Regions from separate parts of the Homo sapiens genome. Here region 2 is linked to region 1. A link is an interaction called in ENCODE POLR2A ChIA-PET data of the cell type or tissue named here. Cell type or tissue: PC-9. All regions are shown on one strand. Each heading gives the region's core, and the rest is flanking DNA. Links, peaks and the distances in the headings are about the cores only. Region 1 overlaps ARMC9 (armadillo repeat containing 9). Region 2 overlaps ARMC9 (armadillo repeat containing 9).

Region 1 (5,374 bases), core at 233-5,232:
ACGGTGATGCTGGAAATGGTCCCTGAGAGCATGGAAGGCCAGGGAAGATCGGAGCTATCTTGGAGGATGGGGGGTGAAGGAGGCCGAAGAGAGTGAGGGGCTGCCAGGGAGAGGAGCTGGTGACTAAAGCCTTGCGGGGGCCTGGGTTGAGGCTGAGCAGATGCGATTTTTACAAAGACCCCTGTGTTGAGTGTGGAAGGAGGGCTGGAGGAGAGACCTGAAGCAGGGGAGTGGGCAGAGCAAATGTGGACTTTGGGACCCGACTGCCTGATTAGATTCTTGTTCTAGGGGAAGTTGCTCAGTCCCTGTGTTTGCTGATCTGAAAGTGGAAATGGCAGTGCATGAAATGAGTTAATATGTGTAAAGTTCCTACAGTGGCATGCCTGGTGACTAGTGAGCCCTCAGTAAATGTCAGTGAGTACATCCTTATTAAGCTAAGGTGGTAGTTCAGAGGAGAGAAGAAGTCCTGAATGGAGCCCCTGGCATGGGGATTGGAGAGAAGGTAGCAGCTGTGGGATGGAATCAGTAGGACCTGATACTTTGGGAGATGTAGAGAGTGAAGAGGCCACTTTTTTCTTTTCTTTTTCTGTTTCTTTTCCTTTTTTTTTGAGATGGAGTCTGGCTCTGTCACCCAGGCTGGAGTGCAGTGGTGCAATCTTGGCTCACTGCAACCTCCGCCTCCCGGATTCAAGCGATTCTCCTGCCTCGGCCTCCCAAGTAGCTGGGACTACAGGTGCCCGCCACCACACCTGGCTAATTTTTGTATTTTTAGTAGAGATGGGGTTTCACCATATTCGCCAGGCTAGTCTCAAACACCTGACCTTGTGATTCACCTGCCTCAGCCTCCCAAAGTGCTGGGATGACAGATGTGAGCCACTGCACCCGGCCTGGCCACTCTTAACTAATTTAATTCCTTAACAATCCTGTGAGGTAGGTACTGCTGGTGCCACCATTATGCAGATGAGGAAACTGAGGCGTGGGGAGTTATTCGGTCATTTATCCTCCTCATTGGATTGTGAGTGCTCTGAGAAGGGCATTTGCTTTCTTCACTGCGTATCACTAGCGCATAGCAGAGACCTGGCTGATGGGGGCAGTCAGTAGGTATGCTTTGCTTGCCAAATGCATGAAATACTGCAGCCTTCTCTCCTTATTTTATTATTTTTTTTTGAGACAGGGTCTTGCTCTGTCACCAAGGCTGCACCGCAGTGGTACAATCATAGCTCACTGCAGCCTCAACCTCCTGGGCTCAGGTGATCCTTCCACCTCAGCCTCCCGAGTAGCTGGGACTACAGGTGTGCACCACCACACCTGGCTAATTTTTACTTTTTGTTGAGATGAGTCTCACTGTGTTGCCTGGCTGGCCTTCTCTCATTGAGAGCATGCTGAGCCACTCCTTCTACAGCCATCTCCAGCTTTGTTTATTTTATTAGATACTAAAGTTGTAATAATGTTTATCAGACTGGCTGTACTCATGAAAGGGCCAATTATTACTGCTTTTCAACCAGTTTCTTCACAGGGCAAATAGAATGATAGAGAGTTTAGCAAAAGAGTGTTTTAAAAGGTAGAAAACGTTTTTTGGCTACGGAAAAAGGAGAATGTTGATAAATTTCATTTGTGGAAATAACCAGCCAATATCACTAATTATCAAGTATTTTTCTTTATATATTATGGTAATATTTTATTTATTTTTGAGACAGAGCTTTGCTCTTGTCACCCAGGCTGGAATGCAATGGCACGATCTCGGCTCACTGCAACCTCTGCCTCACTGATTCAAGCAATTCTCCTTCCGCAGCCTCCCAAGTAGCTGGGATTACAGGCGCCCGCCACCATGCCCAGCTAATTTTTGTACTTTTAGTGGAGACGGGGTTTCACCATGTTGGTCAGGCTGGTCTCGAACTCCTGACCTCAAGTGATCCACCCACCTCGGCCTCCCAAAGTACTGGGATTACAGGCATGAGCCACCGCTCCCAGCCATGCTAATATTTTAGTATGGCCATGTCCTTACTTGACCCGTCTGACTTGTTATCTTAGCTTCTTGGTCTCTGTAAGGTGTTAGGTGAATAATTTTTTTCTTTTTTGATACAGGGTCTCACTCTGTTGCCCAGGCTGGAGTGCAATGGTGTGATCTTAGCTCACTGCAGCCTCAACCTCCCAGGCTCAAGCAATCCTCCCACCTCAGCCTCTTGAGTAGCTGGGACCACAGGCACGTGCCATCACAACCCCCTAATTTTTTTTTTTTTTTTTGTAGAGATAGGGTTTCATCATGTTGCTCTGGCTGGTCTCAAACTCCTGGGCTCAAGTGATCCTCCTGCCTCAGCCTCCCAAAGTGTTGGGAGTACAGGCGTGAACGGCTATGCCCAGCTAGATGAATAATTTAGATGACATTTCAAACTTATTTTCTAAACTCACTATTTAAGCCAACAACAGGAATAGGTAATTTCTTTATTAAAACAATCAAGGGTTAAAAAGTATAAAAACATACATGCATGGTCTGAGCCACTTTTTTAATTTTAGTTTTTATTTTCATTGTTTTTTGTTTTTGTTTTTGTTTTTGTTTTTGTGTTTTGAGATGGAGTCTTGGTCTGTCACCCAGGCTGGAGTGCAGTGGTGTGATCGCAGCTCAGTCTCCTGTGTTCAAGCGATTCTCCTGCCTCAGCCTCCTGAGTAGCTGGGACTACAGGTTTGTGCCACCACGCCCAGCTAATTTTTTGTATTTTTAGTAGAGATGGAGTGTCACCATGTTGGCCAGGCTGGTCTTGAACTCCTGACCTCAAGTGATTTGCCTGCCTCGGCCTCCCAAAGTGCTGGGTTTACAGGCCGGGGCCACTGTGCCTGGCTGATCTGAGCCATGTAAAAGTGGTGTTTGGCTGGGCGCGGTTTGGCTGGGTTGAACCCAGTAGGCGGAGGTTGCAGTGAGCTGAGGTCATGCCACTGTACTCCAGCCTGGGAGACAGAGTGAGACTGTGTCTCAAAAAAAAGAAAAAAAAATGTTATGGACCAGAGTTGGGCTTCTCCAAGTTTATTGTGCAGGCATGTCCGCTGGGGACCTGGCTGAAGTGCAGGTTCTGGTTCAGGAAGTCTGGGATGGGACCCAAAATTCTGCATTTCCAATGAGAGCTGGATGATGCTGCTTGTCTGAGGAGCACACTTTGAGTAGCAGGGGGCTGCAGAGTCCAGAAACAAACCTAAGGATAGATGTATACCTAGCAGACAACAGAGGTAGGAAAGGGGTGGTTTATTTCATGGGTCACGGAGTCAGATGCTGTCAGGGCTAGGAAGTGTGTAAAGCAGCTGGTGTCAGGCTGTAGGGAGCTCTGGGGCCTGAAGATGATGTTCCTTCCACCTTAGTGTTCACATTCTAATTTAAAAAGGAAGAACAAAAAGGAGGTGAAGAAAAAGATAGGGAGGAAGCAAGACTTACTGATGGAAGCATTTTGAGGTGATGTTGGATGGCCTGGGTGGGACTTACATGACGCAGCACAGCTGGCTCTCGGGGAACAACAAAACAAAGTTGCATGCCTCATTCACACCACAGAGGAAAATACAGTAGCATGAATTCCAGAAGGATGAAATCTCTAAATGTAAAAAATAAAGCTATGAAAATGTTAGAAGAATTGAGAGAATGTGTGTATCATCTTGAGGTAGGGTAGACCTTCTTAAGCAAGACTGAAATCCATGAAAACAATCTGGTATCACATAAGGCATGAAGGCAAAGTCAAAAAGCAGGTAATGTCTATGAAAAATAATGGCCAATATCACTAAAGTTTAAGAAAGTAAACTCTTTTCTACCCTTCGAATTGATGGAAGTTTTAGAGTGATAGGCTCCAGTACTGATAACGAAAAAGGAAAGCTTTCCTTCAGTGCGGGGTGTCTGGCAATGTTTATCAGAATTGAAAATCACATACCCTTTGATCTAGATTTTGGAAGTCTAGCTTAGCTCATAAAACAAAATATCAGTAAGTACAAGCATGGTGGCGCACACCCGTAATCCCAGCTACTCTGGAGGCTGAGGCAGGAGGATTGCTTGAGCCCAGGAGTTCAAGACCAGTCTGGGCAATATAGTGAGACCCTATCTATAAAAAAAAAAAAAATTGAAAAAAATTGAAAAAAATTGAAAAAAATTTAAGTATCATTAACTGACAATAAGATTTTTAACAAGGCTTCTGTAATTTCATGCACACAGGGGAGAATCATAAAATGGATCCCCAAGTGCCCATCACCCAGCTTCAGCAATAAATGGCATTTCACTAATCTTGCTTGCTTTCTTCTCCTCTACTTATTCCCTGCCCCCACCCTGGAGTTCTTTAAAAGCCAATTCCAAACATGTCATGTCACCTGTAAATCATTCAATATACATTTCTAACTGATCAGAGGCTTTAATATACAAGCACATAGCCACAACACCAAATACAGTTAACACTAATTCCTTAGTATCTAATACCAGTCCACTCCATATTCAAGATTTTCCTTATTTTCTCAAAATATCTTTTTACAGTTGGTTTATTTGAGTCAGTTCAAACAAGCACTACACACTGTATCTGCTTATATGTTTCTCAGATGTATTTTAGTACATAATACAGCACTACCTGTAGTGGCAAAAAGAAACACACACACACACACACACACACACACACACACACACACAAAATAAATGGGACAAGAATCTCCGTAAAGTAGGTGATGATTTTGCCTATGGACAGGATCAGGATTAAAAGAGAGTGGGGTGGAAGAGGGGTTGTTAATGTTTTTTAAACACGTGTAGAAAATGTTTGACTTGGTACAAAGTGCACATTTTTATACTTGAAGAGAAAATCTTAATAAAGAAAAAAACCAGAATAATATAATGATTCATATTGCTTTTGTTCTTCACAATGTATTTAACTAGGCAGTTTGAAATGCCCCTGGGAGTTTGGTCAGGGAGAACCCATCGTTTTCCATAGAGGATTTTTTTTTGTTTGGTTGTTTTTGTTTTTTTTCTAAAGAAAATAAAGGAATCAAAGAATGGTTACTCCGTAGGCAGAGCAGCCTCTAGAGTTTTTCTTGGAGTGGTGTAACATCAAACCAGGGCTGGGTAGGCTGTGAGCTGGATTAGTGGTGTGTAACTTTAGTTTGGGTTGATTTTTACATCGTATGTGACTTTGGTTGGTGAATCCTGGTGGATTAAAACTTTGCACATCTGGGCCAGGCGCAGTGGCTCACGCCTGTAATCCCAACACTTTGGGAGGCCGAGGTGGGCGGATCACGAGGTCAGGAGATTGAGACCATCCTGGCTAACACGGTGAAACCCCGTTTCTACTAAAAATACTAAACAAAATTAGCTGAGCATGGTGGCAGGTGCCTGTAATCCCAGCTACTCAGGAGGCTGAGGCAGGAG
Region 2 (5,374 bases), core at 167-5,166, 120 kb after region 1:
GTGGATCACCTGAGGTCAGGAGTTTGAGACCAGCCTGGCCAACATTGTGAAACCCTGTCTCTTCTAAAAATACAAAAATTAGCCGGGCGTGGTGGCGGGCGCCTGTAATTGCAGCTACTCGGGAGGCTGAGTCACGAGAACTTGAACCCAGGAGGCAGAGGTTGCAATGAGCCGAGATCGCACCATTGCACTACAGCCTGGGCAACGAGCAAAACTCCATTTCAAAAAAAAAAAAAAGATAAATTAAAATAAGTTAACTATTATAATAATGACACAAAATATCAAAATATGAATAGTAAAACATAAAAATTTGAACCAAATAATTTTAAAACACCTCATTTGATGGTTACACACGTTATACCTGCATCAGAATATCACACTGTACCCCATAAATATGTACAATTATTTATCAGTTTAAAAAAGAAAGAAACCACCTCACTAGACCACGTACAAAGCTCCTTTGTATGTGTGAAAAAAGCATCAGCAAAGCTTTCATGTAATGATTTTACAACCCAGTTCCCTGGTCAGATAGCCCCGCGTATCTGTGAACTCATCCCATCAGGAAATGCATCCTGATCTCTGATCCCCAGCCCCTAGCAGAATTCTCAGCACGCGTGAGCTTGATCAATGAATGAAAGAAAAGGAGAACATCCATTTATTAAATCCGAGTATATCAATCAGAAGAAATAATACCCAACTCTTGTAAATGCTAACGACAGGCTGCATGGATGTGTGGAGAGGGTGGGATGAGACTCATAAAAGCAGAGTGGTAACAGGAGCCTGTAACTGTACCCACAAGTAAGCAACAATGTCACATAGGCAAAAGGTAGAATATGGAAAATATTTGGGGGAATAGTGTTATGAGTGATACAAAAATTTTATTTTTTGAGACAGGGTCACACTTTGTTGCCCAAGCTGGAGGGCCCTGGCGTGAACAAAGCTCACTGCAGCCTTGACCTCCCAGGCACAAGTGATCTTCCTGCCTAGCCTCCCAAGTAGCTGGGATTACAGGCACATACCACCATGCCCCGCTAATTTTTTGTATTTTTAGTAGAGATGGGTTTTCACCATGCCGGCCAGGCTGGTCGCGAACTCCTGACCTTGTGATCTGCCCACTTTGGCCTCCCAAAGTGCTGGGATTACAGGCATGAGCCACCGCGCCCGGCCTATTTTTCTAATTATTAAAGTGATATGTTATCAATGTAAAAAAAGGCATATAGAAACAAATCAAACCAAAAGAATCCCACAGTCTCCTCCCAAGTCCTACTTCCCAGAACTATACTTCCATCTAAGGGGTGCTAACAACTGGGCCCAGGATATGTCCTCACTGAATTCTCACAGCTGTTCCTTAGACATTTTACAGGCAGGGAAACTGAGGCTCCCAAGGTGTCAGGGAACTCCCGTGCAATCACCATCTGGAGAGCGGTGGGGCTGGACCCAAGGCTCCATGGCATGGGGATTCTTGCCCATGGGTGCCTGCATTTCCCCACCTTATGCCCATCGTCTCCTTCCTCCTGTGCTTTCTTTTTTTTCTTTTTTTTTATTTTATTTTTTTGAGACAGAGTCTCACTCTGTCACCCAGGCTGGAGTGCAGTGGCGTGATCTTGTCCCACTGCAGCCTCTGCCTCCCAGGTTCAAGCAATTCTCCTGTCTCAGCCTCCTGACTAGCTGGGACTACAGGCATCTGCCACCATGCCTGGGTAATTTTTGTATTTTTAGTAGAGACGGGGGTCTCACCATATTGGTCAGGCTGGTCTCGAACTCCTGACCTCAGGTGATCCGCCCGCCTCGGCCTCCCAAAGTGTTGGATTACAGGCGTGAGCCACCATGCTCAGCCAGTTTCTTTTTTTTTTTTTTTGAGACAGAATTTTGCTCTTGTCGCCCAGGCTGGAGTGCAACAGTGCCGTCTTGGCTCACTGCAACCTCCTCCCAGGTTCAAGCGGTTCTCCTGCCTCAGCCTCCTGAGGAGCTGGAATTACAGGTGCCCGCCACCGCGCCCGGCTAATTTTTGAATTTTTAGTAGTGACGGGGCTTCACCATGTTGGCCAGGCTGGTCTCTAACTCCTGACTTCAGGTGATTTGTCCGCCTTGGCCTCTCAGAGTGCTGGGATTATAGGCGGGAGCCACCACACCCGGCCCCTCCTGTGGTTTCTAATGCTGTAGTAGCTGGGACTCCAGGTTGCACGTTTTGTTCTAGGGAATGTGCATCAGCCTTCACCTGCAAGCCCCGGGCCCCCTGCACTCCAGAGATGCTGGACTGGAACCCACCCAAGGCAAAGGCGTCAGTTCTGGCCCCTCTGTTCTCTTCGTGTGGCCCCCAGCAGGCCAGCCGCCCCGGCTCCACAGCGTCCTCCACAAGGGGCCTGCCGAGTAAGTCAGCCTGGGCCCCACTGGCGTGGGAGCCTGGCCACCCGCCAACCTGCAGGGAAGGGCATTTTGCTGCTATATTTGGCCCCGTGCTCCTGTGTGTACCAGGCCAGGCCAGAAGGGCAGAAGGCCTGCTTCCCTTCCCCACACAACCAGGCCCCAGCAGGTGGCTTCCTTTCCTCCAGGGACCGGTTCTGCATGAATCTTCCTTCCTATTAAATTCCCTTTGGCCTCAGTGACTCAAACTCAAGCTGAGGAGTGAGACCTCCAGGCAGGTCACTGAGAGAGAAGCCCCTCCCCACTTCCCTCTGTGGAGCTCACAGAGTTGGCCCTGAGCTGGCCCTGCTGCCCCGGGGTTGGCCCTGAAACTCGGACCTGCCCTGGTGGGAGGTGGTCCAGCCCCTGGTTCAGCCACTGTGTCCCTGCCTGGCCCAGCCTCGGTCAGGCCACCCCCAGGTCAAACAGAAGCGGGTGTCTGCTCGCAGGCTGGATGGAGGGGCCGCCAGAAGGGCCTGAAGATGGGATGGGCCCAAGGGCCCCCACTCTCTCCCTGGGGCCTCTCTCTCACCCTCTCACCTGAGGCTCACTGTAAGGACCACTTCTTTGTCTTTCTCTGTCCCCTTCCAGCCTCTGCCAATTGATAGCCCCTCCACCTCCACGCCCCAACTGAGCTGAACCTTTCTAGAGGGCTTTACCAAAACACAGGGAAAACAAAAGGACAGAACAAAAGGCCAGGCAGGACGAAAGGAGTCCCGCTTAGGATATGCGCATTTCTTTGGCCGCCCCCAGCCCGCCCCACCCTACTACCTTCCTGGCCAGGCCCTGGGCGCTCTGGTCAGCTGGGGACACGCTGGGTTGGAAGTGGGGGTAATGGCCATGGCTGGGGAGCCAGGTTGGGACCCCTCCCACTTCCCACTGGGAAACACACCCAAAACCCCAGCCCAGCCAGTCGCAGCCCAGGTCAGGCGCAGAGGAGGTGCAGCAAATCCAGGGGAGGCTCGGCCAGGAGGAAGGTGCCACTGGGGCAGGGATCCCCAGTCATAGCAACAGTGACACCAGCAGCTGGTGGCTGGCCTGGCCCCACATCTAGCAGCATAGCGTGGCCACGGTGTGGACAGCTCAGCCAGCCATGGGCGTTGTGTGTCCTGTGGGCTCAACAAACACGTGAGCTGTTGCCAGCAAAGCTGACTGAGTGACCCGCACCAAGCAGCCTGCTTCCTGTGAGGAAAGAGCCGGCCCGCCAGTCGAGCCCAGGCCACAGAACAGGTGACCTGGGAGAGGGAAGGTTCCCTCGCTTCTGAGCCGGCTGAAAGAGGGACTGAGTGGGACAGAGGGGATTCTGTGCGGAGACCACACAGCACTGGCATCTTGCTCTGGCTTTTCTCTCCAGGCAGCCAGTCTCACAGGAAGTAAGGATGTCCCCGGGTGTCCCCATCACGTTGCCGGAGGACCAGCCAGCTTCCCGCTCTCAGCTGGCAGCAGCTGCCGGTGATGGATGTGAAGGGACAGTTGTCCACAAGACTCTGGGAGCTGAGGGGAGGCCGGCTCTCCAGGCAGCACCAGAGCAAGGCCATCGCAGCCCCGCCAGCCGGGTCACTTTCTCCCAGGGCAGAGCCACCAAGGAGGGCTGGGGAGAGCCTGGCATTGCCCTCCTGGAGAGGGGAATTTCCTGCTCACCCTTCACACACAGAGGAGAGGGGTGGCTTTTGCCCGCAGGAGATCTTCTGGCCCCAGAAACAGCAGGTGCTGGATTTGCAGCCCTGGCCCTCCAGGCCCCAACAGGGCGACAGTGTAGGGCCAGCCTGGAGCAGGGCTTTTCCAAGGCTGCTGAAGCCAGCCCTCCTCACTTGGGCTGACTACCAGGACCCAGAAGGAACTCAGGGTGAAGCTCATTTTATTCTCAAGCCTGCGTCTCAGCAGCAAAGTTGGTGTTTTCTTCCTGTGTTAAAATCTGAGAAAGAAGGCCAGGTGCGGTGGCTCACGCCTGTAATTCCAGGACTTTGGAAGGCTGAGGCGGGCAGATCACGAGGTCAGGAGATCGAGACCATCCTGGCTAACGTGGTGAAACCCCGTCTCTACTAAAAAAATACAAAAAAATTAGCCGGGCGTGGTGGCGGGCGCTTGTAGTCCCAGCTACTCTGGAGGCTGAGGCAGGAGAATGGCGTGAACCCGGGAGGCGGAGCTTGCAGTGAGCCGAGATCGTGCCACTGCACTCTAGCCTGGGTGACAGAGCGAGACTCCGTCCCCAAAAAAAAAATTCTGAGAATATGGTGTGTTCCAGCCTCTTCAAAGCTCTGCTCTTCTGCACACGTTTTTTGAAGGCCTTAAAAAGGCCACCAGTGTGACCAGGGAGCACCCTCTGCCTCCCTCCCTGCACTGGGACCATAAACATAAACAGCTCTACCAGCAAAGTGACCCATCCCGCGGGGGAGGCCTGCGCACGCCCCTCACCAGGGCTGTCATCAGAATCCAGTCTTAGGACAGAGGAAGGATGTTTGCCTTCAGGACCAGCAAGTCACAGGTGTCCTGGATGTTACCCAAGCTCTAAAATCAAATAAAACCCATCAGTATTTAGTGGTGTGTGTGTGTGTGTGTGTGTGTGTGTGTGTGTGTGTGTGTGTGTGTGTGTGTGTATGAGTGTATGAAGGGAAATGGAAAGCAGAGAAAAGTCGCGTGCCCTCCCCCAGGCACCTGATCTGCCCACAGACCCTTCAATGGGGACATCTCTGGTCCCAATGGTCGTAAATAAAGGCTAAGCGCTGGATTTTTCCATGGCCCCCTGACTCCTCAGGAGCGCAGGCAGAGGAGGTAAACAGGAGGCCAGGTTACCCATGAGATGACCAGAAGCTCATCCAGGGCCGGGACCCTGGTTCATCTCGTGAATTCTTGGCAGCGGCTCCAGGCTGGGCACATTAGATGCTGTCATGTGACTGGCCTGGTGGCCACCTCTTGGTTCTCTGGAAATGTGTCCACTCTGTGCTCAGGGAAGAAGGCTGCCGTCCTGACC

Evidence for each region. ChIA-PET counts read pairs that join two places held together with the same protein. Peaks named below come from ENCODE experiments on the same cell type or tissue, not always from the same donor. Only the 100,000 strongest peaks of a DNase experiment are listed, where the experiment ranks them.
Region 2: POLR2A ChIA-PET joins it to region 1 with 5 read pairs; 3 of 35 experiments call an interaction of 5 or more read pairs at or near these places.

The regions. Positions count from the first base shown.
Region 1 is chr2:231,250,577-231,255,950 of GRCh38, forward strand. The region is part of intron 9 of ARMC9 (armadillo repeat containing 9); the gene reads left to right. Among named protein-coding and RNA genes, the nearest start is that of ARMC9, 55 kb to the left of the region's middle. In PC-9, for the core only: no CTCF peak of the experiment used is centred there; no DNase peak of the experiment used is centred there.
Region 2 is chr2:231,367,756-231,373,129 of GRCh38, forward strand. It overlaps ARMC9 (armadillo repeat containing 9), which reads left to right. Exons shown (of 25, transcript NM_001352754.2): 24 at 2,198-2,370; 25 at 3,758-5,374. The coding sequence ends at 3,780. Among named protein-coding and RNA genes, the nearest start is that of MIR4777, 7.7 kb to the left of the region's middle. RefSeq lists enhancers at 1,289-1,935, 1,936-2,583, 2,584-3,230, 3,231-3,878. In PC-9, for the core only: no CTCF peak of the experiment used is centred there; a DNase peak (open chromatin) is centred at 2,566; H3K27ac peaks cover 1,532 bases.